Regions from separate parts of the Mus musculus genome. Here all the other regions are linked to region 3. A link is a loop called in an ENCODE intact Hi-C map of the cell type or tissue named here. Cell type or tissue: left cerebral cortex. All regions are shown on one strand. Region 1 overlaps Wnt5b (wingless-type MMTV integration site family, member 5B). Region 2 overlaps Cacna1c (calcium channel, voltage-dependent, L type, alpha 1C subunit). Region 3 overlaps Dcp1b (decapping mRNA 1B). Region 4 overlaps Wnt5b (wingless-type MMTV integration site family, member 5B). Region 5 overlaps Cacna2d4 (calcium channel, voltage-dependent, alpha 2/delta subunit 4).

The links. Peaks named below come from ENCODE experiments on the same cell type or tissue, not always from the same donor. Only the 100,000 strongest peaks of a DNase experiment are listed, where the experiment ranks them.
Region 1: it touches region 3 in a loop (7-fold over the local background); 35 of 42 quality-filtered maps call a loop at or near these places.
Region 2: a loop joins it to region 3, with 4 times the contacts of the local background. A loop is called at or near these places in 2 of 42 quality-filtered maps.
Region 4: a loop joins it to region 3, with 8 times the contacts of the local background. A loop is called at or near these places in 40 of 42 quality-filtered maps.
Region 5: a loop joins it to region 3, with 7 times the contacts of the local background. A loop is called at or near these places in 4 of 42 quality-filtered maps.

What each region holds. Positions count from the first base shown.
Region 1 is chr6:119,442,078-119,447,077 of GRCm38, reverse strand. Wnt5b (wingless-type MMTV integration site family, member 5B) reads left to right here. Exons shown (of 5, transcript NM_009525.3): 3 at 496-743. Among named protein-coding and RNA genes, the nearest start is that of Gm40397, 23 kb to the left of the region's middle. In left cerebral cortex, CTCF peaks have their summits at 2,748 (motif pointing right) and 4,140 (motif pointing left); DNase peaks (open chromatin) are centred at 2,775 and 3,277.
Region 2 is chr6:118,624,186-118,629,185 of GRCm38, reverse strand. Cacna1c (calcium channel, voltage-dependent, L type, alpha 1C subunit) reads left to right here. Exons shown (of 47, transcript NM_001159534.2): 32 at 1,616-1,744; 33 at 3,632-3,697; 34 at 4,728-4,819. Among named protein-coding and RNA genes, the nearest start is that of Gm38887, 31 kb to the right of the region's middle. In left cerebral cortex, a CTCF peak has its summit at 2,737 (motif pointing left); a DNase peak (open chromatin) is centred at 2,839.
Region 3 is chr6:119,217,529-119,222,528 of GRCm38, reverse strand. Dcp1b (decapping mRNA 1B) reads right to left here. Exons shown (of 9, transcript NM_001033379.3): 8 at 4,550-4,726; 9 at 915-2,526. The coding sequence ends at 2,449. Among named protein-coding and RNA genes, the nearest start is that of Cacna2d4, 16 kb to the left of the region's middle. In left cerebral cortex, a CTCF peak has its summit at 2,055 (motif pointing left); DNase peaks (open chromatin) are centred at 2,019 and 3,045; H3K27ac peaks cover 525 bases.
Region 4 is chr6:119,428,445-119,433,444 of GRCm38, reverse strand. It overlaps Wnt5b (wingless-type MMTV integration site family, member 5B), which reads left to right. Exons shown (of 5, transcript NM_009525.3): 5 at 1-914. The coding sequence ends at 47. Among named protein-coding and RNA genes, the nearest start is that of Gm40397, 36 kb to the left of the region's middle. In left cerebral cortex, CTCF peaks have their summits at 2,711 and 4,676 (motif pointing left); a DNase peak (open chromatin) is centred at 2,707.
Region 5 is chr6:119,277,920-119,282,919 of GRCm38, reverse strand. It overlaps Cacna2d4 (calcium channel, voltage-dependent, alpha 2/delta subunit 4), which reads right to left. Exons shown (of 38, transcript NM_001033382.3): 16 at 4,657-4,731; 17 at 1,214-1,300; 18 at 670-741. Among named protein-coding and RNA genes, the nearest start is that of Gm52874, 34 kb to the left of the region's middle. In left cerebral cortex, a CTCF peak has its summit at 1,963; a DNase peak (open chromatin) is centred at 2,011.

The sequences.
Region 1 (5,000 bases), 220 kb before region 3:
GAATCTATCTTAAGGCATTAGGAGATCTGCATTAAAGGAATAGAGTACCTTCCCTCATGCGCCCTGTACTTGGCTACACTCAGTATTCCCCCTCCTTCAGCAGTGTCTGTACCCCCTACTGATGATGGGAGTCCCTCTCGCTGCCCTGCCCAGCCTCCTCTGCCCACCTTCACCTTTTAAGACAGTTCAGATTTTTGTTGTGTTGTGTTTTGTTGCTTTTTTGAGACAGGGTCTCACTGGCTGTCCTGAAACTCACTCTGTAGATCAGGCTAGCCTCAAACTCACAGAGATCTGCCTGCCTCTGCATCCCATGTGCTGGAAACAAAGGCGTGCAAAACCACACTCTGCTCTGGGCTCAAGTTCTCTTCCAAATCCTTAGTCCAGAGCCTTGTTTATGGAGAACGTCGCAGAGGGGGTGGAGGAGTCGGTAATACTGTGCGCACCCATGAGTGCATTCACAGCCGTGCCCTCTCTCTTTCTGGATTGATGTTGTAGGTCACTAGCTCTGAACCCAGTGCAGAGACCGGAGATGTTCATCATTGGCGCTCAGCCCGTGTGCAGCCAACTTCCTGGGCTTTCCCCAGGCCAGAGAAAGCTGTGTCAGTTGTATCAGGAGCACATGTCCTACATCGGGGAGGGAGCCAAGACGGGCATCAGAGAGTGCCAACACCAGTTTCGACAGAGGCGCTGGAACTGCAGCACCGTGGACAACACATCTGTCTTTGGCAGAGTTATGCAGATAGGTAAGAGGCCTCTGGACCTGTGTCTTCCTGCCTGGTGCATCGATAGATAGCCTGATAGCATGAACGAAAGCCCACACTGCATTCTTCCTAGGCTTGGAAGCATCCTGTTAGACAGGAGAGGGAGCCCCAGGAGGCTCTGCGTTTCCCTACCTCAAATCCTGGGGCTGTCTGTGACTCACTCTGAGAAGGAATGGAAAGGCTGAGTAAGGAGGAAGTTGGTTAGAAACCTGCCTGCCATGGCTGCCTTTGTCTCTCAGTGCTAGAAGGGCCCCTTTAAAAAAGTCAGAGGTGGAGGTGGAGGGAGAATATCCCAAATTGTATATTTAACATCTTTTTTACTTGAGCCCTTGAGCAAAAGGTGAAAGCTTGAGGCCAGGTTGGTAATAGCTGCCATTAACCAGGCCCAGCTCCAGGCCAGGCTTTCTGCCTTGAAAAGGGATGTGAGTACTAGTGCTAGAGGAGGAAGGTGAGAGGTAAGAGGACCACTGTGGGGGAGGGGTCCCTCCTCCTCCCTGTCCCAGCTGGTGAGATCATGGCTGTCCTATTGCCCAGATGGAGGTGTGAGTTGAGTCTAATTGTCTTAGGTCCTTTTGAAATGCAATTCTCCCCTCCCTGGCAAGAAATTGAGAAACCAGGCTGGGTTCTTATCTCCAGGACCATAAAAGGAAGGTGTTGGTAGTCTTGTCTCCCAAATTGTCCCTGGGCAGTGCCCCACTACTCTGCATTCTGGAGGTAGCTTCAGATAGGGCCTTCCCAAAGTAGGATTCCAGAAAGGTTGTTTAGGGTAGGGGATGGGTAGAGATTTTGACGTATTCTATTAGGACCCTGACACACAGATCTTTCCCTAGGCTCAAACTGAAAAATGAAAACAAGGGGTGTCTGCTTTGAACCCTGCCATTGCCTTTGGGATCAGCCCTGGCTATGAAGAAGGCATGAGCCAGTGTTCCGGGATGCCCTGAGGGGCAGTTTCCCCAGAAAAGCTGACTTGGGGTTTGGTGGATTTACTTAGCAATTCTTCAGGGATTCTCTTCACACACATCCCTCTCCTTGGCACAGTACCTATCCTGCTTAAGCAGTTTTGAGTAAGACCATGAGACTGGTCCAGGTGGGGCATAGCATCCTTCTTGGCCTGTTTCCCGTTATTCAAGGAATGAATGCTGGACAGACAGGCTAGCAAGATGACTCTGTCTGAAAACTTGCTTGCCCTGCCAGCGTGAGGACCCAATTTGATCTCCAGCACCCACACAAAAGGCACGAAGACCTAAATTCAGTCCCCAGCACTCACATAGAGAGACGGTGCGGTGATGCATGCTTGTAATCCCAACATTGGAGACGCAGAGACAGGTTGGCAGCCCACCCAGCTAAATCTGCGAGCCCCAGGTCCTTGTCTCAGAAAATAAGGAGGGCAGCTTCTGAGGAACAGCACACAGTGGGGTGAGGCAGTGTGGTGGGGAGCTGTACTGGGTGAATTCAAGATTGCCAACACCTTCTTTTTATTGTCTCGGAATAAGACCCAGTAGAATAGGGACTGGTTTGTCAAGGACTTCTGACTTCCACTGAGGGAATGTACATGCATCCACATGCATTGCACACACCTGAACATGCACAGTGGGGGGTGGGTGGTAGATACTGCTGAGTCTGATTGCATAGTGGATGGCTTGTTCAGGGCAGGGCTATTGGTCCATCTGGTTTTCGCCACTCTTAGTTGTTGTTGTTGTGTTTGTTTCTCTTTGTTTATTGTTTTAAGACAGAGTCTCTCTACACAACCCTGCATGTCCTGGAGATTTCTCTGTAGACCAGGCTGGGCTTGAACTCACAGAGATCTGCCTACCTCAGCCTCTCTAGTACTGGGATTAAAGGCATGTATCACATGCCCTGACTCCCACTTCTTTTTCTATAGCTTCCCTGAAGCCTCTCTATGTCTGAGAAGCCATGTCCTGGGGTAGCTCCTGCTAGGATCCTGGTGTCAAAAGGGCTTCCTTCTTCTGAAAGCTGCAGCACAAGTCATCCACCAGCAGAGGGCAGCAGAGCAGCTCAGAAGAGCAGCCTGGCTTCCAAAGCCTCTGCCCAGTGCTATGGCTTGCTAGCTTCATATCTTTGAGATGGTTTGGTTTTTCCTTTCATGTGTGACTGTTTCACGTCCAGATACCCTCCAAACACCCAACGCACACACACACACACACACACACACACAGAGTTTATCTAACCTGCAGTGGGGAACTGGTCCTTGCAGGAGATTTCTATGCAAGAATCTCTTTACCCCCCCACCCCCCCCCCCCAAAAGAATCTCTTACCCAAGACCCACGTGCTGCCCTGTGCAGTTGGCGCTGCACCCTCAGAGTCTGGCCACGCCCCTCCAGCAGAGGCAGAGCTGGTCCAGTGTGCTGAAGGACACTTTCAGATCCCAAGTCACCGGAAGTCAGTGTGTGGCACCTGGTTTATTATATTTAGAGACGGGCACATGGTTTCAAAAGGTATTTGGGGAGGGCTGATTAACTCAGAAGCACATTTACTAAAGACGGGTGGAAGAAATAAGTCAGGCATATGCGAGTTGGGAACGGAACACGTAAAAGGCATGTTTCTTGTTTTCAAACACTGGAGAGCTGACAAATGGAAGGGGATTAGGCAGAGCTGCTCCAGCAGGCAGAAGTTAGTTACAAGGAGGCGTATTTTGGTTTCATGTGAGGAGGAACTTTCTAGTGATAGAATCGTGGGGGAAAGAGAGAGAATGAATGATGAATGAGCTGCCCTGAGAGGCCAGCGCTTTCCTGAGGAGCACTAGGAGCCGAATTGCGTGGAGAAGGGAAAGAGACCCAGTGCTGGGGGTCTGCGGCTCCACCCTGCTCCAGGTGGCATGTTGGGAGCTGAGAGCATTTCTGAAAGGCTTTATAGAAATGACTCACTTCTTTTGGTATAGCATTGGAAATGTAAATGAGCTAAATACCTAATAAAAAATGAAAAAAAAAAAAAAAAAAAGAAATGACTCCCTTAGAGTACGGCCCAGCCTGCTTCCTTAAGAGCATATAATGGGCTGCAGAGATGGCTCAGCGGTTAAGAGCAGTGACTGCTCTTCCAGGGGTCCTGAGTTCAAGTCCCAGCAACCACATGGTGGCTCGCAAACATCTGTAATGGGATTCAGTGCCCTCTTCTGGTGCGTCTGAAGACAGCTACAATGTACTCATAGTAAATAAATCAATAAATCAATAAATCAATAAATCTGAAGACAGCTACAATGTACTCATAATAAACAAACAAACAAACAAACAAATCTTTAAAAAGAAAAAAGGAAGAAAGAACACATAAAGCTCTTTCAGAGGACCCAATTTCAGTTCCCAGCTCCTACATTAGGCTGACCTTTAACTACCTATAACTCCAGCTCCAGGAGATCCAGCGCCCTCTTCTGGCCTCTGGAGGCACTGCACACACATGCATATTTCCCTAAAAAGACATAAATAAATATATAATTAAAAAAAAAAAGTCAGCCGGGCGTGGTGGTGCACGCCTTTAATCCCAGCACTAGGGAGGCAGAGGCAGGGGGATTTCTGAGTTCGAGGCCAGCCTGGTCTACAAAGTGAGCTCCAGGACAGCCAGGGCTATACAGAGAAACCCTGTCTCGAAAAAACAAAAAAACAAAACAAAAACAAAAACAAAAAACAATGAATGTGGGGATACTAAATAGTCCAAGAAGCTCTTTCAAAGCAAAATGACATTTTGTTTGTTTTGTTTTTTTTGTTTTTTCGAGACAGGGTTTCTCTGTATACTGTATAGCCCTGGCTGTCCTGGAGCTCACTTTGTAGACCAGGCTGGCCTCGAACTCAGAAATCCCCCTGCCTCTGCCTCCCTAGTGCTGGGATTAAAGGCGTGCGCCACCACGCCCGGCTCCCACATTCATTGTTACAGTCAGCACCAAGGCAAGGGTCAACCGTAGCAGCTAGATCACAGTGGAGCCTCCGACTACTAGTTAGAGGTTTCGTGGGCTGCTCCTGTTAACAAAAGACCAGAGTGGATTTGCTGTTAGTTGTGAAAAGCAGTGTGGTCTGATTTCTGACATCACTGTGTGGTGCCATGGTAATCAAGAAGTAGAGCTCACTCCAGTCCTTTCCTTTAAGACTCAGTTTATTGTTTACTTGTGTGTGTGTGTGTGTGTGTGTGTGCCTATTTATGTGTGTCCAGAAGCTAGAGGGAGTCATTGGATCGATCCTCTGGGGCTGGAGTCACGGGAGGTCGTGAGTCACCAGACACGGGTGCTGGGAAACA
Region 2 (5,000 bases), 590 kb after region 3:
AGTTTTAAAATATAAGAAATGTTCTGACCCTTGTCTGAAAACCAGGACCCTATGGCTTGGTTTCTTCAGAGCCCATCCAGTATGAAGTGTGGGGCTGATTTGGAATATCTGTCCCAAAGTATCCTGCCTCCTCTGGGGATGGGGATAATTAACATGGAGGTTGGATATGTCGCCATTCCAACCTGTTACCCCTTGCATGTTCCTAAAGTTCATTACTTATACCCCTCCAGATAGACCTCAGGGATGGACCAGAAGGCCATAGAAGAACTGAAAGGGCTTGTGGAGCCTCAGGTTTTAGCACTAAGGAATAGTCCAGGGTACGGAGAGGCACAGTGCTATGAGGGAGGCCTGATCTAGAAACACTGTCAAGCATAGCAAGAGGACAAGCTAAAGAGACAGGACAGGACGGGAGAGCAACAGTCTTAAGACCCCCTCCTTCAAGGGGTGCCTGGGATGGGAGCCATAACAGGAATTCCTAGGGTCCTTTCTCTCCTGGTGCTGCTCCCAGCAGGGCTGGGTAGGCTGCACTAGCTTCAGAGAAGGCATAAGGGCTCTGACCAGCTCGCAGGGCTTTGGAACACAGTCGGTTGCTCACGTGAGAGGGGGTCGGGGGAGGACAAGGGTATAAGTTCTTGTTCTCAGGCATGGGAGCAATGGCACTGTGCCTCCAGAGATCTGGCCAGGCCTGTGTCTGTACCCGCAAGCTCCTTCAGACTAAGACACCAGTCATGAACCTTTGGCCCTAGACTCTAAGCAGCCCAGAAATTCTAACCCCTCCTCAGCTCCCCATGCCTCATTGCTGCCTCTATCTCTTTTTCTCTATCCATGATCACGCAGCAGATACCCTGTGTGGCACTCCACAGTAGTCACGTACCAGGCTCAGCCTTTCCCGGGACTCAGTGCAGATCCCTTTTCTGCCTTGTCCTGGGGGCATCCCCAGGTCTCCAGACTGTGGACCTCTAGGGAAGGTCACAGCCTCTGAGGCTACGAGAGGGCAGCCATTCCAGAGACTGTAATGAAGTCTGGGACTGTGGCCCTCCCCTTATAATACAGAAGCCACTACCACCATTTCCCAGCAGCCATTTGGGCCAGGTTCCTGGAAAATAGAAAGTGGAGACTGAGAGAAGTGAGACTTGAATGGCCAGAGTATGCTCAGAGGCAATGTCAGACAGCTGTGTGGGATGTCACCACCATCTAGCCTCCTGACAGAGCCAAGTTCCACCCGCAAGGCAGAACTGAGAAGATAAGAACTTCTGGGTTGCTTTCTCCCAACACAGGAGGGCAGGAGCCCCTGGGGCAGTAGCTCTCTGGGCTCAAATCCCAAAGCTTATAATATGTGAAGAACTTGGAGTTATGGGAAAGACAAGGATAGGAAAAACAAAGTCATGGACTCAGGGCTGTGACGTAGCATAGACCTTAAGGATGGGCTGCTGACCTAGGAAGAAAGGTGTTGGCCTTCCACCTCACAGAGAGTCTGGGCCTAAAGAAAGAGTCTAGTGCAGCTGGCCCTACCCTGGCCTGCCTCCTTTCAACCAATGGCTGTTTCTCAGAGGATCCCTTCCTGCCCCACCTTCTTGCTGTGTTAACTGCACCCCCTATTGCCAACGGGTTCTAGAGTGCAGAGGAGAACTCCCGCATCTCCATCACCTTCTTCCGCCTCTTCCGGGTCATGCGCCTGGTGAAGCTGCTGAGCCGCGGGGAAGGCATCCGAACCCTGCTGTGGACCTTCATCAAGTCCTTCCAGGTAACCATGCGCCCTTCCCCTCGTAAAGCTGGGAGTGAGACAACCTCTGCTGCCCCCAGGACTTAGAGCAGCCCAGCGTTCCAATGTCACTTTCCCTAAGGCTCCCCTACAGGGGCAGACCAGGAAAGAAACAGCTCCAGCCCAGTCTACAGGGCCCAGGGCTGGCTCTCCCTCTGTTCTAAATGGCTGTGTGAGTGTGTGATGATAGCACCTGGATTTCCTTGTTTGGAAGAGAGAGGGGATGAGAGTAAACCTGAGATTCTAAAATCCAGGGCTCAGCACATTCCACAGAACTTACCGGAAAAGGAGAATTGTAAGGCCAGTTCTGAGGAGTGCTTTGTAAGTGGAAAGCTCGTGAGAAGCCAAGCTGTCAGGATTCTTGGACTCTTGGGAAAGGATTGTAGAAATTACCCACTGTCCTTCTCGGATACCATGAAAGCCAACTTCTCCCCCACACATCCACTCTTAGACTGCCTCAGACCCTGAACCTAGGGCTTTGTGTCCCCTGCCCTGGACAGCACAAGCTTAGCTAGGACATGGAGCTTGCCCCCATCCAGATGGGCTCAAGGGTGTGATTGCGCCCAGAAGACTGTGGGTGAGTTGTGGTTCCTTGCCTGCCCTTCTTGCTGCCCCTTCCAAACTCTTAGCTCTGTGGGCAGTGCCATCCCCAGCACTCCGATGGATGACCTCGAGGTCCAGCCCAGCTGCACAAAGAGCCACTGTTCTTCTAGTCGTGGCCTACCCTGCTGGCCCTCAACCCCTAATGAGAGCCTGGGGCTCCCCCCTTCACAGGTCAAGGTGAAGGGAGTTTCTAAGGATTTGAATCCTTGGCCCTAATGGGATCAAGACAGTAGACTGGTCCTGATAGAGGCCCCGAGACACCCCAACATTTCTTTGTAATGGGAAGTGGCTGGGGTGACCTTGAAGAATGGGACTTGATCAGGGAACCCACCTTACCCTAAAAAATGTTGTTATCTCTCAGTGCCATCTAGTGGTATATGAGCAGCATAATTCCTAAGCTAGAAGGCCAGGTGCCCAGGAGCACCTCCTCTGAAGTGGCCATGGCTCTGTCTAAGGGGGACTAAAATATGTCGATCCAAATCATGTGTAGGCTGTTGGCGTTGTGTTTCACAAGCCTCAAACCATTTAAATGCCACACCCCCTGCTGAGTTAGCGTTACCATTTCTCATATTCAGATCAGGAAGCAGGTCCAGAGATGTTAAGTAATACATCCGAGCTCTAGAGCTAGAAAGTGGGGAAACAAGATGCATTTCTCCTCATTAGATGTTTTCATGGCAATAGCGCTGACTGCTCACTTCTGGGGAAGTAATTGGATAGAGATGGGATGTAAGCTGCCTCCTCTCCACTTTTCCCTGGTGTCTCCGGTCATTCTGTTGTGTAACTTCCATCACCCTCCTCCCTTCTTTGTGCAAATATCTAACTGTAGTCTGAGGAGGGCTGCTCCTTGGTTGTTCTCAATAAACAGTACGGGGCTGCCTCCATTACTCTGAAGCCTGCTTTTAAAACCAAAAAAGAAACCCTGTGGACTAGGACCAGAGTTCAGTGGTAGAGGCCCTCAGCTCCATCCCCAAAAGATGGGTGGATAGATGAATGGATGATAGATACATATGTGTGTACATACACATACATATACATACATACACACACACATACATACATACATACATACATACATACAAACAAGACAGACAGACTCCTGAATTGGAAAGCCAGAGCCCACCTCTCAGGTTCTCTCCTTGATGCTCAGTCCTCCTTAGTCAAAAAAGGCAGCAGACTGCCATGGACCAGGGAAGTGCAATGCTTTCTGGGAAATGATCCTGCTGGCTGTACTGCTAGGTCTCATAGCCTCTCTTTGCTTCCTTCTAGGCTCTGCCCTATGTGGCTCTTTTGATTGTGATGCTGTTCTTTATCTATGCAGTGATTGGGATGCAGGTATGAGAAACTCTGCTTCCTTGGTTCCCTCCCAGCCCCCAGAACCATAGCCTTCATCCTTTCCTCCCTCTCTCCTGACTTGTGTTCCTGCCTGTCACTCAACACTCAAAGCGCTGGAACTTCCCCCAGTAGGATGTGGTATAAGCCATGGGCAAGAGACAACACAGGGATTCCTCCCATCTTACAGAACCAGGCTTGGGTTCTGCAATGGGAGAACACTCATGAATTAAGCAGTGGGCTTCAGGAGAGAACAGCCTCGTCTGAGAGGCAGCAGGAAGCGGGCGTGTCCCACCAGCATCCCCTGCTTTGATGGATATGCATGATTTGAGGTGGGGAGAGAAGAGAAGGCACTGTCCATCAACCATGCAGTCCTCTTCAGGAGCCCCCTTCCCAGGGGCCCTCTGCCCTCTCTGTTCCCTCAGCCAGAGTTCCTCCAGCCTTCAAGACTCCCGCTGAGTCTTTCCAGGTTCTATAAGGCAGCACCTCCACAGCCATGCTTGTATCTTCCCTTGGCAGCTCCCTATATAAAACCTCTAAAAGTTCTGTGGGGTAGGAGGTGGGGTGCGTTTGTGCTTTAAAAGACAAAAGGGGTGACCTTGACATCACAGAGCAGGGAATAACACAGGCAGGCCTCTGATGTCAGCAATAAGGCAAGCTTGTCCAAGCTCTGGAACACCCATTCCGTATCACTGCAAAATCCAAAAATCACTGTGCATTTGAGTTCTCGGAAATGCAAAGGCTGAAAGGCAGTAGGCCCTGGTCCTACACTGAGTATCCTGATCTCAGCATTCACTTACCACCCCAACCCCAGCTTCCCCTGGGCTGAGGGACATTTCCTGAGTGACAGCTGAAGGCAGGTTTCCTCCTAAAGTTGTCCATGCTGGAGCCAGGGTCCAGGGATCATGGAATAGCAGGTGTCTGCTAGGTCACATCAGAAACTGATTGCCAGATAGTCCCAGAGTTACTATTAGACAGTGGCTGGAGCGGTGCGTGCTGTCCTTCTCGGGTCCCTCAATTCCTCTTTCTTCAGGTGTTTGGGAAGATTGCCCTGAATGACACCACAGAGATCAATCGGAACAACAACTTCCAGACGTTCCCCCAGGCTGTGTTACTGCTGTTCAGGTGGGTCTCAGATGACGTAGGTGCATGCACACATGCACACACACACATACACACACACACACATACAGGGCTACTGCTGTTCAGATGGGTCTTGATGACATAGGTGCACACAGGCACACTTACAGGATGGTAGCCCAAGGAGAGAGAACCAAGGGATCAGGAAAAGAACGGCCTCTTCTCC
Region 3 (5,000 bases):
TTCCCAGAGTCACGGTGACATCACCACTGCAGCCTAAGGAGTCCCTTCATAAAGAAGGGGCGGGGCTACTTCCACTGCATCAGTGAAGTAGGGGAAGCATAGTGAGGTGGCCCTCAGGCACATGCTGTCAAGGTGTGATGGTAGGAAGCCCCTCCAGCAGCTGTTGGTCCTTCCCACTGGCTGGCATGCAGCCTTGGGCCATGACAATTTAGTCCTCTGGACTCTGTGAAGTCTCTCACTTCATAAAACAAGGTGTCCTGCCCAGGAGCTGAAGGTGGGGCCATGGGACTCCACTCATGCTCCACCTTCTACTCCCTTGGCTCTGCAAGGTGACACTCCGTCCTGGATGAAGCTGCCTTTAGCCACAGCATCCCCTACCACCACCCCCCGAAACTCAAGATTAAAACTGCTGCTGGGGCAGAGACCCTGAAGTGAGGGTGGACATCCTGAATTTGAGGTGAGGAGGGGCATGGGAAGATGAAATGCTGGTTTACATAGGAAGCTCTGTCCTGGGGGATCTAGAAAACCTTCTCATCTGTCTCTTCCTGTGTCCTCAGGAGAAGCACCTGCAGGAGGCCATCCACCCTGACTGTCCTGCCGGTGGCCATCTTTGGTCTAAATGAATCTGCCCGCCGACTTTAAGATGACTCCATACAGTGGATGATGGAGACGTGTTGCTTTGTCAAAACAGATCACGGGAGAATTGGCCTGAAAAGGCTGTGTCCTCTGACCTCGTGGTCCTGGCTTGCTCTGTTGGGCAGCTGTGGCGGCTGTTTTACTTATTCATGTGAAGAAAGGAAACATATTTTATGAAACGAAGCCATTCATTGCCTCAAATACATTAGAAATGTTAAGAATGAAATTTGTCTTTCCCTGGCTACAGAAGGAACTTTAAAGCATAAGTATAGTTTTAAGTGTTTTTCATTATTTTACTTTTTATTTATTTTTATCACCAAATCACATTCCCAGCCCTCACAGATTATTTTTAAAGCCTGGCCACTGGCCAAATAACATTTCTTTTTTTAAGTGCTAGGGATTGAACCAAGAGCCTTGTGTGTTAGGCTCTATCCTGTGTGTGCTCTACCACTGAGGTACACCCTAGCCTAATAGTGCTCCCATTTTAGTGAGCACGTTGGAAAGCGACATTTTCCTATGGTTCAGGACCACAGAACCATGGATATCTCTTGCCCTGTTCTCCTCATCAGACTAAAGCGGTGTGAATACTCACTGTCAAGCACTTGAGAGATCCCTATGAGTTCAGCACAGTGCGGTTGTGGACCTACCCCTTCCAGAGGCCAGCACAGCCGATGCTCAGCCGATGTGCTGTGAGGGTGAGCAGACACCAACCCCTCTTCAGCCCAGCTTCCTTCCTTAGGGAAAGCACGCCCTCCTAAGGGAGAGGTGGTGTCCCAGAAGCCCCATGCTGCTGCCAGGAGGGAGGACAAGGGTCAAAAGCTTCCTGGTCTGGGTATCAGAAGCTGTAAGGAAACCTGCACCCCCACCCCAGCCTCCATTTTAAATTCTCCATAGAAGAGTACGATTCAACTATAAAGGGCTAACTCAAAGGTCTTTTTATGACCCAGGAATAACTAGGACAGTAAAGACAAAGCTTTATTCATTGTGAATACTTAGCAGGGCTGATGCCCACACGCACTGTTGGGGATGCAAGGCAGTCGGTCGGTCTGCTGTCTCCCCTTGAATTTTGCTTCTTACCTCTCTGCACAGGACACAGAGGTGAGCTCTACAGAGCTTGGAGAATCTTCAACCTTCTGCCCCAGAATAGCCACTACCTCTTCTCATGGGCATTTTCTAACTGTGGCTGTCTGAAAGCCAACTTGAACTGAGAAACGGAGCGTTGCTTCAAGCCGGGGCCGCTGCTGACACTTAGAACGAAAGCTGGCTAGAAATGTCTTCAGAAAGATTCTTCCTCCAAAGGCTCAGATCAAACATGCCAAATGGAGCTTTACAAATAAAAGGCTGACTTTGGTAAAGTCCTCATTGCTTCCGAAAACACGGAACCCTTAGTAGGCAACTTGTGGGGTAATATTGCCCCCTGGTGGTTATCAAGCACCATGGCACACAGAGCCCAACCCTGAGAAACTGCCTTCTCTACCCTGAGCGATTCTATTAATAAATAGCTCTGAGAACCTCCCTTCGCATGAAAAACTCTACTCTTCCTCAAATGGCCTCATAAATGGAGGAAAAATCGAACCTTACATGACCTGGCCAGAACCATCTAACTGCTCAACTTGTAGTACCAAGTAAAGGGGAGAGTGTGATTTTTTTAAAAAAAAAAACAAGGAACAAAACCCCCAGACATCAGACAGTATAAAACATTTTACTCTGTATCACTATACTTTGTTAAAAAGGCATAAGTGTGTTTGGTCACACCAGTTCACATGAAGAACCTGGAAGATCAATTCTTAGTCTTTGCTCTCATGTAGCTGGTTACGTGGTTCTCATGGCTGCTTGTGTCACGCTGAAGAGATAGGCTTCATAGATTATGCTTAAGAAGTTGTCATCATTCTGGAAAACAAAGCCAACAGGTCCAGGGACCATTACTCAAGTAGCAAAAGCCAAGACTTCCTGCCTGCCTGGAGCTGAGCTGGCCTTACCCACCTCGGCTGTTTGTGCTGACAGCCAGCAGGCAGGTTGGCCTGTGTGTGGATGTGAAGGGGCTGGAGGCGAGGCTGGGCAGAGCTGCCCGATTTCACTGTCCACATGTGAAGACCATGTGCTCAGAACACCCAGCACAGCCAGGAGGAACGAGCCACACGAAGTGTCTCGGCCATTGGGTAGGAGCTGGCGAGTTGGAATGGTCCTTCCTAAACACCCTCCAGGCTGCCGGGAATGTCTGTGTGTCAGCCTTTCAGGCATTCACTGGGTTTTACCCACAGCGTGGCTCACTGGTAATTTACCAAAGCCAGCAGGGTTTCTTCCCATGGCCTGCGGGAAGCCTCCGGCCTTGGCAAATGAACAGCAGTAGCTAGGGAGTCTCTGCGCTCTTCTGTCTAGGTAAGGAGGGAAGGGAAGGCTGGGTCTAAGCAGTGCTGTTCTTGATGAATGCTAGAGGCTTTCCCCTCCCACTCAAAGGCAATGAGGCTTCTGCAGTCACCTACGTTTCACCCTCTCTGACGTACTCCTTCTCCACACCACAGTCAGTGACGTGCTCAAAGGACGAATAAAGAGATTATTTCTGCCTTTCCTACAAAGATGCCCTGAGTCACTTTTAGTAGTGTATCAGGGATACCAAATTGGCACCATGGAGAAGTGTGAAACACACACAGAGACCAGAGGCCACAGGACTGAATGGCTAAGTCAAAACACACAGCCCTGGGTTATGCGACCAGAGGGGAGTGAGCCAAGAAAAGCAACAATCCCTAAAATCTAAGCTTAGGCTTACATTTCTTTACTGTTCTGATAAAGAAATTTGTAGGCATTTGTTCTAAATTCTCATGAACTTACCATGTTAGGCTATCTGTAAGAGTTTCTGTCTTAGTGCATACGTAAGCTTAGTGACATAATTAAACAGGGAGGCTCAATCACAGCGGACTGCGTTCTCCTTCCAAACAGATGCTCATTTCCAGTCCCATCCTTTTTGTTCTTTCTAAAACATGTTATCTTAGAAATGTTTTCAGTAATAGGGATTAAACAGCAACTGGAGAACCAGACACACAAAGGCTGGCCTGTTCTCCTGCAGCAGTCTGATGCTTACACAGAGCCTGCAGACACCTTCAGGACGGCCTACCGGGATTCCTAAACACATTAGTTGAGGTGCCTGCTTCTCTGTGGCTTTGAGCACTACCCTTACCAAGGCCTATCATTCACTCAGGAGAATGCTCCACTATACAATGGAACATTAATTTACAAAGGCCATACGAGGGGAGATGGGAGCACAGCAGCCAGGCTCAGTGTCACACCAGACCAAACACAAGCCTCAGTTTCCTTGTCTGTGGAATCAAACAAGAGGGTCTTAACTGTTAATTTTACAGATTTATTTTGTGTGAATGTGTATGTATTTGTGTGAGAAGACCACACTTAGGAATCTCTTCTCCCATTATGGGGATCATCAGGCTTGGTGGCAAGCACCTTTACCTGATCTCGTTAGCCCATATAAGAGGCTTTCCTGTAAGCATTAAAGTTAAAGTAGTACACAGCACAGTTCGCTGTGAGTTACCACACAGAGCAGCAGAGACACTCAAGGCAGGGGCTGACAAGGCATCTTATCATTCCACCCTGTTCTCAGCAGCAGGTTTCAAAACCGTAGCAGCTTGCCCTACATGACTCTACGACTATTCCCAAGAGTGAGCTCCTAGGGTGCCCTAGCTGGCCGATCCTTCATCACATGGTCCCTTTCTTTCTGGCTGCTGGCACCTAGGAGGCCTTACTCATTCCTCCAAGTCACAAATCTCTTGAAGCCCTGAGAGATCTCATCCAGTTAACTGAGTTTAGAAGCTGTTGGGGGAGGTGGTAGCACTCTACAGAGTCCAAAGTAGGCATGAGACAACTCACCCTGCCCTGGTGCCGACTGTAAGGTCAACAGTCTTACCTGGATGAGGTTCAGCAGTGCCTCCTGGAGCTGCAGCCTGGTGAGGGGCCTGCTGGCCACGGTGGAGGACTCCCAGTTCTGCAGGGGCAGGAGGAGGCTGGAGGAGGCAGCAGGAAGTTCTTGGCCTCCTAGGGCCATGAGCCCATTATCAGTCTCCCTCAGTGGGGCACAGGTAGACTGTGTGAAAACCACAGGGGGCGTGAGCAGAGAAGCCACTGCAGCAGGGACACACTGAGTTGAGACGGTCTGCTCACAGCAAAGACACACACAAGGCAGGTTAGGAAGCAACCCACAAATTGTAGCTCCTGAGATGAAGGGTCATGTTCACACTGGTGGTAGTGGGGTGCTCAGATGCCGTGGGTGAGAAAGGCCGGCAGGCCTATCCCTGTTCTACCCTCAGAACTTTCCTCAGTGGTTATTCCACAGCTCTGGAGCCTCTTGCTGATGTCAC
Region 4 (5,000 bases), 210 kb before region 3:
GATGCAAAAAATGCACCGAGGTTGTGGACCAGTATGTCTGTAAGTGACTGCACCACACGGGCCTTCAGGCCGCTCCTCTCCGCCTCACAAAAGTCTATATTATATAAATCTATCTAAATATATTTTATATTTGTACAAATGGATGGATGGATGGATGATAGATAATCAAGAGAAGAAAGTGGAGAGGAAGAGCTTAGGAGATGCTGGCCCTCTGTGAGGACTGGATTTTGCTGGAAATCCACAACCAGTGGGAGAGAAACGGGCTTTTCCCCATTTTCTGGCCAGGACTTTTGGGACATGGGCTTGAGAGTGTCTGTGCGCCATAGCCTCCAGGAGACAGGTGGGGATTAGATGAAGGAACTGGACTTATTCCACATCTACAGTCCTGTGGGGAAGATGAGTGTCTGTGACCCTGGCCAGGAGACCCAGAGGCCCTGTGGAAAGACCTGATAACCGGGATGGTAGCCTAGGTCTTCCTGAAAATGGAGCCAGCTTTGGGAAGGGGCTCTGTACTTCCTTCTTTTCTCATCTGAGTACACACTGCAGGAAAGTCCCCTGCCCCAATATGGGGGAGTGGTCTCAAGTCACTCCAACCGGTGACCGTAAGAGATCTGGGCCTCCCTGGACCCTGGCTCTGCCTTCTGATGAGAATGTCACCAGCTCCTGCCTCAAGCTCTTGTGCCAAGAGAAAGACGGTTCTGTCACCTGCTACAGCCAGGAAGACGTGGAGCAAACCTGGGATTTGACTGGGGACCAAGTGCCTGTTGCACAGGACAGGAATCTGCTGTCACTCTGTCAAGGGAGGCTTTGAGAATGACAGGGCATGCTAGCAGGTCAGGTCAACTGCCTGTGAGACTGTCATCTCTGCCCACATGTACAGCGTCCCTTTGACATTAAATATCTTTTTACTGAGGTTTCTCTCCCTCTCCTTATTTGGGCAAGCAGTGATCTCATTTGAAATTTTATTTTTGATGCTAAGGATGAAACCCACGGTATCCTGATGTTATGGAGTTTGTGAATCCTGGGTTAAAGATCATAGACTCTATCCAATTGTAATTAAAGATGTATTGAGCTAGCAGGATGAACAGTCTATGAGCCAGATTTGAAGTTGCCATGAAAAAGGAGGTGAGGGAAAGATTTCTCATTCTTCTCTCTTATATTACGTTCCAACCATAGTTTACCTTCCCTCCCCTCCTTCCAGTCCCTCCTCCATTCCAACCATAGTTTCCCCTCCCTCCCCTCCTCCCAGTCCCTCCTCCATTCCAACCATAGTTTCCCTTCCTTCCCCTCCTCCCAGTCCCTCCTCCATTCCAACCATAGTTTCCCCTCCCTCCCCTCCTTCCAGTCCTTCGATAGCTACTCAAGCAAGCAAGCAAGCAAGCAAGCAAGCAAAAACTGGTCTGTTCTGCCCAGTTAAGCAATCCAAGACAATCTTGGGGTATCTACATAAGCAAGTTACAGAGACCAAAAGAAGCATTTCATCATAGCATAACAGCTTAATGCAGATGTGTGTGCTGAGCCTTGTTAAGCACATACAGGAGGGCGCTCTCTGTAGCCTTCTCTGGATTGCTGCCTGTGGTAGTGGACCACGATATCTGGAACAGGAGATCAAGTAAGGCCAGCCGTAAGAGCCTGTCTTAAATTAAAATCAAATAGAAATCTGAGGGTGGGAAGATCATACGCATGCATTAATTTTCCTGTGGACTCTGTTTGAAAGACCATTAATTTTCCTGAATGATTTAAAGACAGTTTTCACTTGGCAGTGTATGGATTCTTTCCCTGTTGTAACCAGCTTAAGGGAGACTTTGTTTTGGCGCCTGGTTTGGAACAGCTTGAGGCTGCGGCAGCTGCAGTGTGAGTTTGCTTGCTCACATCTCTGTGGACAAGGAAGCAGCTAGGACAGGAGCAGGCTAAACTATAGACCCTAAGACCCACCCCACAGAGATCCAAACTTCCAGGAAGGCCCACCTCCCAGAGTTTCTGCAATGTCCCTAAATAACACCAGCAGCGGGGGACCAAGCGAGTGTTCAGACAAGTGAGCCTGTATCCAATGACATACAAACAGATGACATTGTGTATCCAAACTATAATAGACCTTATTTTTCTAGTTTTTCAAAGTCAGAGTTTTCAAAAAAGAAATAATTGGGATGAATAAAAATTGTTAAGGTTTTTCAGTAAATCATAACTAGAATCCACATTGGGCATGTGGAAACTGACTGACACCCTCTGGCTAGTTCCCCTTGCTCCCTGTTATTTTGAGACGGGATTTCCTGTAGCTCAGGCTGGTTTTGAACTTGCCACCATCCTGCCTTAGGTGTGTGGCACCATACTTAGTTTAGCTAGGGGTCTTTTGTCCATTTTCCCCCCTCTGATGCTAGAATCTAACCTAGGGCACCATACATGCTAGTCTAAACTAAACTACTAGACTAACTACATCCCCTGGCCTTTGGTCCTTTAAGGAGCACAAGATGTCCAAGCTTCCTCTCTTAGGTTGTGGGCAGGGATTACATGACTGGGTAGTAGGAAATAACTCTGCTCACTTATAGAATGCAAGGTGTCCTTTCAGCTTATTATTGAACTCAATAAGGAATGTTAGAGTGGACCTGATTAGGTAACAGAGAACATGGGCCCTTGGAACATTCTTGCTCCAGCATGGCTCACGGCTGGAAAAATTCCAATACCCATGAGGGACTAGCATGCAGCTCTTCATTTGTCCACTGAGTGTCACTGTGCCATCAAGTCTAAAGTCTGTGACTCACACCTTGGTTCAAAAGTTGACCAGTTTCAAGTACCTAGACTAAGTGGCAGTTGAATGCTCAGGCCTACATAAGACATTTACGTGTTTCCTCTCTAAAGCTCAGTGGATGAGAAGGATATAAGATCCAGAAGCTAAGTAAGATAGTAAGAAGGACTAAGAAATGCCATCTTCTGGGCATGGCACAAGCCATTGCAACCATAAACTCCCAACATCCCTCTCCTGCACCAGGCCTGTGTAAGAGTGGTCTGGTCAGCAGTCAATCATGGATACAAGAGAAACTCATGGGGCCTCCTGGCTTCAGGTAGACTCTGGGAGGTGGAGAGTCAGTATCTTCTGTTGTGTACCCACTTGGGAGTCGACTTAGTCTTCTATGGACAGTTCAAACCTATGCTCAAACAGACGGCTTTGGTTAAACAGCGGGTCACACAACAAAGCAAAAGGTGTGAATGTGAAGACTGGATTGTAGCCGGGACAGGGAGGATAGACGGGTGAGAGGCAGAAGAGAGGAGAGAGGCGAAAGTAACAAGAGTGCTTTAAACAGTGGTGGCACACGCCTTTAATCCCAGCACTTGGGAGGCAGAGGCAGGCAGATTTCTGAGTTCGAGGCCAGCCTGGTCTACAGAGTGAGTTCCAGGACAGCCAGGGCTACACAGAGAAACCCTGTCTCGAAAAACAAAACAAAACAAAACAAAACAAAACAAAACAAAAAAAGAGTGCTTTAGCTGGGCAGTGGCTGTGTAGGTCTGTAATCTCAGTGCTCAGGAGGCCAAGGAAGGCAGATTTCTGTGAGTTTGAGGGCAGCCTGGTCTATGTAGTGACTTCCAAAACATCCAGGGTTACACAGTGCAATCCTGTTCCAAACAACACACACAAAAGAATGCATTTTGTACATGTGTGGAATTATCAAATCGATTTAATTAACTTTCTTTCTTTCTTTTTTTTTTTCTTTTTTTTCAGACAGGGTCTCTGTGTAGCCCTGGATAGCCTGGAACCTGTTATGTAGTTGCCGAAGTTGTGTCCGTGGCCATGGTTGGGCTTGTTCCCAGGCCCTAAGTCACTTCCTCCAGACATCTGGATGGTTTGTAGACTTGAGGGTTCTTTCGGCAAGCAGGTTATAGCTGGCACGGATCAAGGGCTCACTTGGTGCCCGCTGCTCCTTGCACCTCCTGTGTAGTTCTCTCTGCAGGGCAGTGTACCACTACCACCTACGCACTTCTCACGGGCCAGGCTCAGACTCGGATTAAGCAACGACCGTTACCTCACAAAACGGTCCTCGGTGTGAACAGCCCGCTCTGTCTCTCCTGCTGAGGGCACCTGAAGCCAGAGACCCTGTTTTCCACTAAGTCTCTGGCTGTGTTCTGTGATCTGTCCTTATTGATAACGTGATTTTTGAGAGGAAAGAGTGATGGAGAAAGTTTGCTTGCTTAGGAGTACCTGGCCAGGGGGACTTGAGCTCCCACGCCTGGAGTTGCTGGATGGGCTTAGAGCAGGTGAAAACTGTCGCTCCCCCAAAGGACAGACTAGTGGACTGAGATAGGTTTTGAAGCAACAAGAAGAACAATGGAAAGCTAATCTAGGGGAGTCAGTGTCCAGGGCAGGAGGTCACTCGCTAATGCTCAGTGGGTGAGACTCTTTCAGCACGACATACCAGAAGAGCCTTATTTTATACCAGACCCATGAGCACACTCTGTGAGGCCACTTCTCCAAGGTTTACAGGAAGAGAACTGTCTTGGCATTGTCTTCCATGTCTGAGGTGTTAGAAATAGTGAGTCTTCCAAACTCCTAAGTGGCTGCTGGAGAGACAGCTCAGTGGATGCTCTCTCAGAGGATCTGGGTTCGATTCCCAGCACCAGAACATGGTGGCTCACAATCCCCTGTAACTCTAGTTCTTTAGGATCCAGTGCCCTCTTCTGGCCTCCTCGGGTACTACACATACACAGTACACAGACATACGTGCAGGTAAAACACCCATACAGATAAAAGATAAATTTAAAAATTAAAAATAATAAAATTCCACTTGGGAGGCAGAGGCAGGTGGATTTCTGAGTTCCAGGTCAGCCTGGTCTACAGAGTGAGTTCCAGGACATCCAGGGCTACACAGAGAAACCCTGTTTTGAAAAAAATCCAAATAAATAAATAAATAAATAAATAAATAAATAAATTGACTGGATAGTGTTAGTGCACACCTTTGATCTCAGCACTCTGGAGGCAGAAACGTTCCAGGACTTTGAAGGCTACAGAG
Region 5 (5,000 bases), 60 kb before region 3:
ACTGGCCAGCGCCTCTCAGTTTGTCCTCTGCAGAGATCTGTGTACAAGGCAAGAACTCAGGTCTAATTGCTGCAGACAGATGCTGTGTTCTTTGAGCGGAGGCAGGTGGGTAAGGAAGGAGGCGGTGGGGGTGGCTGTACAGGAGGAGGTGACATTTGTTAATATGTCAGGGGGCCGTGTGAATTCAGAGGATGCGTCAGAATCATTCGAGGGAGAAGATGAAACGGTCTTTTCTAATGACACACAGGTCTGTAGAGGCAGCAGGGGGTTTCCGGTTTTGCTTCTCTGTAGTAAGGGAATTTGTTTCTGTCCTCAGTGTTTGGATGGAAATCAGCTTAAGGGAGGAGTGAACATTCCCAACTTTTCCCCATGCGACACATTTTAGCAGAGCTTCTGGCAGTTTGCAAAATTAACTGTCACTTTCTCCCTTCCTGTCATAAACAACCAAAGGGCCAAATAGCAGGCAGCAGAGGGAAGAAGAGCTGCCAATGATCTGGGCAACCTCCACACCCAGCGGCCTCCAAAGACGAGCATCCGTGAGATCAACAGAGCCCTTCCTACCCCACGGCTTTCCCTTTCTCTTCACACCCCCCCCAGCCACAATGAAGTCCAGGTCCAGGTTCAGTGCTGCCCGATTGAACCTCACAGGCACTGTCACTAGCTCCTTACCCCTTTGTCCAGTGGCACCTTCACGTCCATGGAGTGAGACCCGGTTTCCCCATTGATCATGGCGGTCCTCAGCTTTAAGAGGAAAGAAAAGGGGATTGGTGCCTATTCACCTGGATTTGGGCTCTGACCATGTCCTAGGATCCCTGGGACACTGGGTCTTCCCTTTGCCTCTGAGCAGACTTCTAGGAGGGAAGATGGACCTGAGTCCAGGTGCCACTGCCTCACAGTTGTGGGCTCTCACTGAGGCGGGGCTTTGAGGAATGGATGCTCTGGAACATAGGGTTGTGTTGCTGAGACATAATCTCCTCTAGCATGCGCTATGGAGACTTAGACGTTAAACTTGACAACCCTGAAACCATGCTGGGCTTATAGGCCAGCCTGTCTCAGTAACCTGTGACACCAGGGTCATGGCTCAATATCCACAGTTGCTGAAAGGATCATAGGCACAGAACCCAGCTGCTCGCCCAGAGGCCTTGGCATTCCCAGGACACCCAGTGCTCGTCTACCTGTGACAGGGCTAAATGAGGGAAAGCTTCTTACTCACAATTTCAGCTTGGTCCTCCCACTCCACTTCTGAGAGGTCCACACTGTTGTAGTTGGGTTTGGGTCTCAGCTTCTTGCCTTCTCTGTACTGGAGTGGGCCAGACAGGATGGAAAAGGTGGGGTCAGCATGCACCCTGTTCCCCTTCCCTCTTCTTTAAAATCTTTCAAGTACCCTCATAAAATCAAAGCATCCCATAATCACAATGAGCCAGACCAAACTTACACTCAGTGCAAAGCTTGACCAATGTGTGCCACAGATGGCCTCTGAGCCTCCTGGGGTGTGTGTGTGTGTGTGTGTGTGTGTGTGTTTATGTGTACACATTTCTCATGTCAGGCATCTCCCTCCCTATTTTGAGAGACAACTTGTCATAGTTTGGACAGGTCTTATTACTAGAAAGTTCTCTCTCCTGTGGAGTTCAAATCTGTCTCCTAACTTACTTCTTGTTGTCAGCTTTCATCTGGAGCCACCTAGAACGTGTTCCTCCTGACAGGGCTTGAGATGCTCAATCTTGTCACTTCTAAGACTTGACTGTCTCCAGCTAAACATTTCCAGTCTGAAGATACCTCAGCTCTCTCTCTGAAGATGGCTCAGCTCTGTCAATGTCACCCTGAAAATGGAGCTGTCTGGGAAGAAATCAATATTGCTCATGGAGTCCGGCCAGGAGAAGAGAGAGGTGTGGTTTGAACTGAAGCACTGTGGCCTCTGCCTGGGCTTCTGCCGGCTGCTCGGACAGCCAGGCCAGCTTGGATGCCCAGATGGCGCCATAAGCCAGGCAAATCCCTTCGGTGTTCTCACGTGGTGCTCTCCCACGCGTGGGTGTTCAGTTTGCAGAGCGCCCACCTATTTCTCATGTATTTCATCTTGTTAATCTCAGATGATCATTTTAGAATGCTTCATGAGCAATCAGTTTCTCCTCCAGATTTCAAGGCATCTGCAGAAGCAGCTCATCTTGATAGTGTTTTCTTTTTTAATTTAAATTGGTCAGATTCAAGCGCAGATCTGCAGTGCTTAATAACCACCTGTCTCCAAAATTTGACACAGATCCCTGAACCAATTCTCCGAGCAGAATCATTCTCTTGTTCTTCCTCCCTCTCTCCCTCTCTCCCTCTTTTGCTCTTTCTCACTCTCTCTCCCTGACAGATATCATCATGTTATCTGTAATTACGCCCATGGTACTTCCCTGGTTGAGTTTAGTAGTGCCATCAATAAAAGAGGAGAGTTTATCACCAGAGCATCTTAAAAATAGCACCATCTACTTCTGTAAATGGGTCTCCGGTAGATGTTTGGGAGTTGAAGTCACCATCATTATGTATCTTATTTCTGCTGGTTATTTCATTTACTTGGGTTTTGTTTTCTTCTCTCCTGATTGTAGTATTGATGTCACTCCACTGTCCCTGCTCTGAGCACCTCCTTACTCCTGGCCCACACAATGTTCTATTCTCAGCCTTCCAGAGGTCCAGAGTCCTTAGTGCTGCCCTGTCTTCTACCTGAGCTGTCTCTCTGGCAACAGCCCAGTGCCATTGTCTCAGCTACACCTAACAGATTATAGCCCATCCTAAGCCTCTCAGAATAAGCATATGACTTCATTTGGTTGGGGACACTGACATAGAAAGGTTTTTAGGCCCCCAGCATGTCTCTTGACCTTTCTTATTCTACTGTTAGGAATATTCTTTATTATTTTGCTTTCTGTAACTTCACCATTTGCTTTCCTGATAATACTTTCCTTAAGCAGTACCGAGTGTAAGCCCCACTGTGTCCTTTGGTAAGCAGTTCATTTTGTTTACATGTCTTCACACATTAGATTTTGATTAGATATGTTCTTCTGATTACAGCACTCTTACTAGCACGATAATGTCAGGCACACAGTAGGTCCCCAATATGAACTGGCCAGTGAAAGCATTATTCATGTAAGTTACCGAGATGGATGCATGCACATGGGTTTCTGATTCATGTCCCTTAATTCTGTATGTCCCTTAATGCTGTATGTCCCCTAATTCTAAATGTCAACTCTAGGATCAACCTACATGTTCTCTCTCTGTGAGTCACTTGATAGCACTGGTCCAAGAACCTGTTAGTATAAGGCTGTCCATTATGGGTTTAGATAAATGCCCTGTTGAGTCTGAATTGGGAAGAGAGTGGGGATGGACCAATGTGTCTCCCATCTGAGCCCTACCACTTGCCTTGAGTGGTTCAGTCAGATGTCTTAGGAGATTCTGTATCCACTTGAGCTAACTGCCATGAGACTTAGTTCAGCTGGTCTCCCCAAATGACTCCCGAGGCAGAGAAGCCCCTTTGTCAATTCTGCTATCCAAGCCTCTTGGGGTTCCTCAGAAGTCAGAAGACAGTAGGTTTAAGATGCCTCCAGGCCATCTGATACACTCCCCCCTTATCCCTTCAGCCTCACACCAGCAATGTGGCTATTGCCCCTGTGGACAGGGCCAATCCCTGGATGTAGAGTATTCAGACACCAGGTGCTTGGGAGAACTCATGTGAAAATACCCACAGCTCCTGGACAGAGTCAGAAGGGGACAGGGGTCCTAGGCGACATCGAAGGCACACCCAGGGAGCCTTCACTGCCCTTGTGAGAGGGCCTTGCTATTTTTGTTGTGAACTCAATGTTCACATTCCCTTCTTGGGCCTCTGGGGCTCTGCTGCTCCATCTGTCAGATGGTAGGAGGGATGGAGTCACCGAGGCAGTGAGGGTTTGTGATAAATGTCTGCAGTGATCAAGCTTAAAGGATTTATTTGATTTCGAATTAAGTGTATGTGTGTATCTGCGGGTGTGTACATGTGGACGCAGGTGCCCGTGGAGACCAGAGGCATCCCATTCCCTGGGACTGGAGTTAAAGAGAGCTATGAGCTGGCTGAAGAGGGTTCTGGGGACTAAACTCAGGTGCTCTTAGCTGCTGAGCCATCTCTCCCTCATGGTTTGCCTCTTACACAACTCTCGGAGGCCTCTTTATGGACGGCTGGGCTCCAGCGTGACACTGCTGGAAAATGCTGGAATGTTTGGAGATAAAAAGCCCAGTGAGAGGGTTACAGAACTGGAGTCTCTTTCTCACTGTATTCCAGGGGTCAACAGGTTCATTCTGTCCCATGCTGTGCTGTATGCACCCCACCAGAGCATAAAGCACTAGGCTTAACCAGCTATGGACTGAAATAGTTCTTTCTTTATAAGCTTGCGGTTACAGATGTTTTATTACAGTAATGGAAACTGGGCTGTTCTGCAGGACACCATTCTCACAAGCCCAGCCTGTATCACCTGCTCTCTGGTCTGTTCACCAATCAATCATTCCTTGTGCTTTTTGCCTTAGGCATCCTCCTAGATAATCATTTGGAAACAGGAATGACCGTCGAGTTTCCTCTTGTATGATCTGAGGAATTTTAGCCTTTATTTATTTATTTTTTGTGAACTGTCCCCAATTCTCATAGGCTGTACTTACCAAAGGTCGGAGGTCAGGATGAGAGAGGATGTAGCCATTGTTAGTGTTCAAGAAGGCATAGCCATGCACCCCAAGCTGCCAAGGTCAAGGTTGGAGGGCATTAGACGTGTTAGATGGCTAGGCAGGGGAGGAGGGGAAGGGATCGTTGAAAACAGCAGCAAGTGTTAAATAGGGATAATGGTAAGCCAGGGAGGGTCATGCTTCCACCTACCGTTCTCTGGTCAAGCAACCATGGACAGAAGCCAAGAAACTGAAACTGTGAGCCCAAAGAAATCTCTCCTCTCTTTGAGCTGATTTTTTTTTGTCACAGCAATGGAGAGCTGTGGCTTAGGTACCATCCCCCT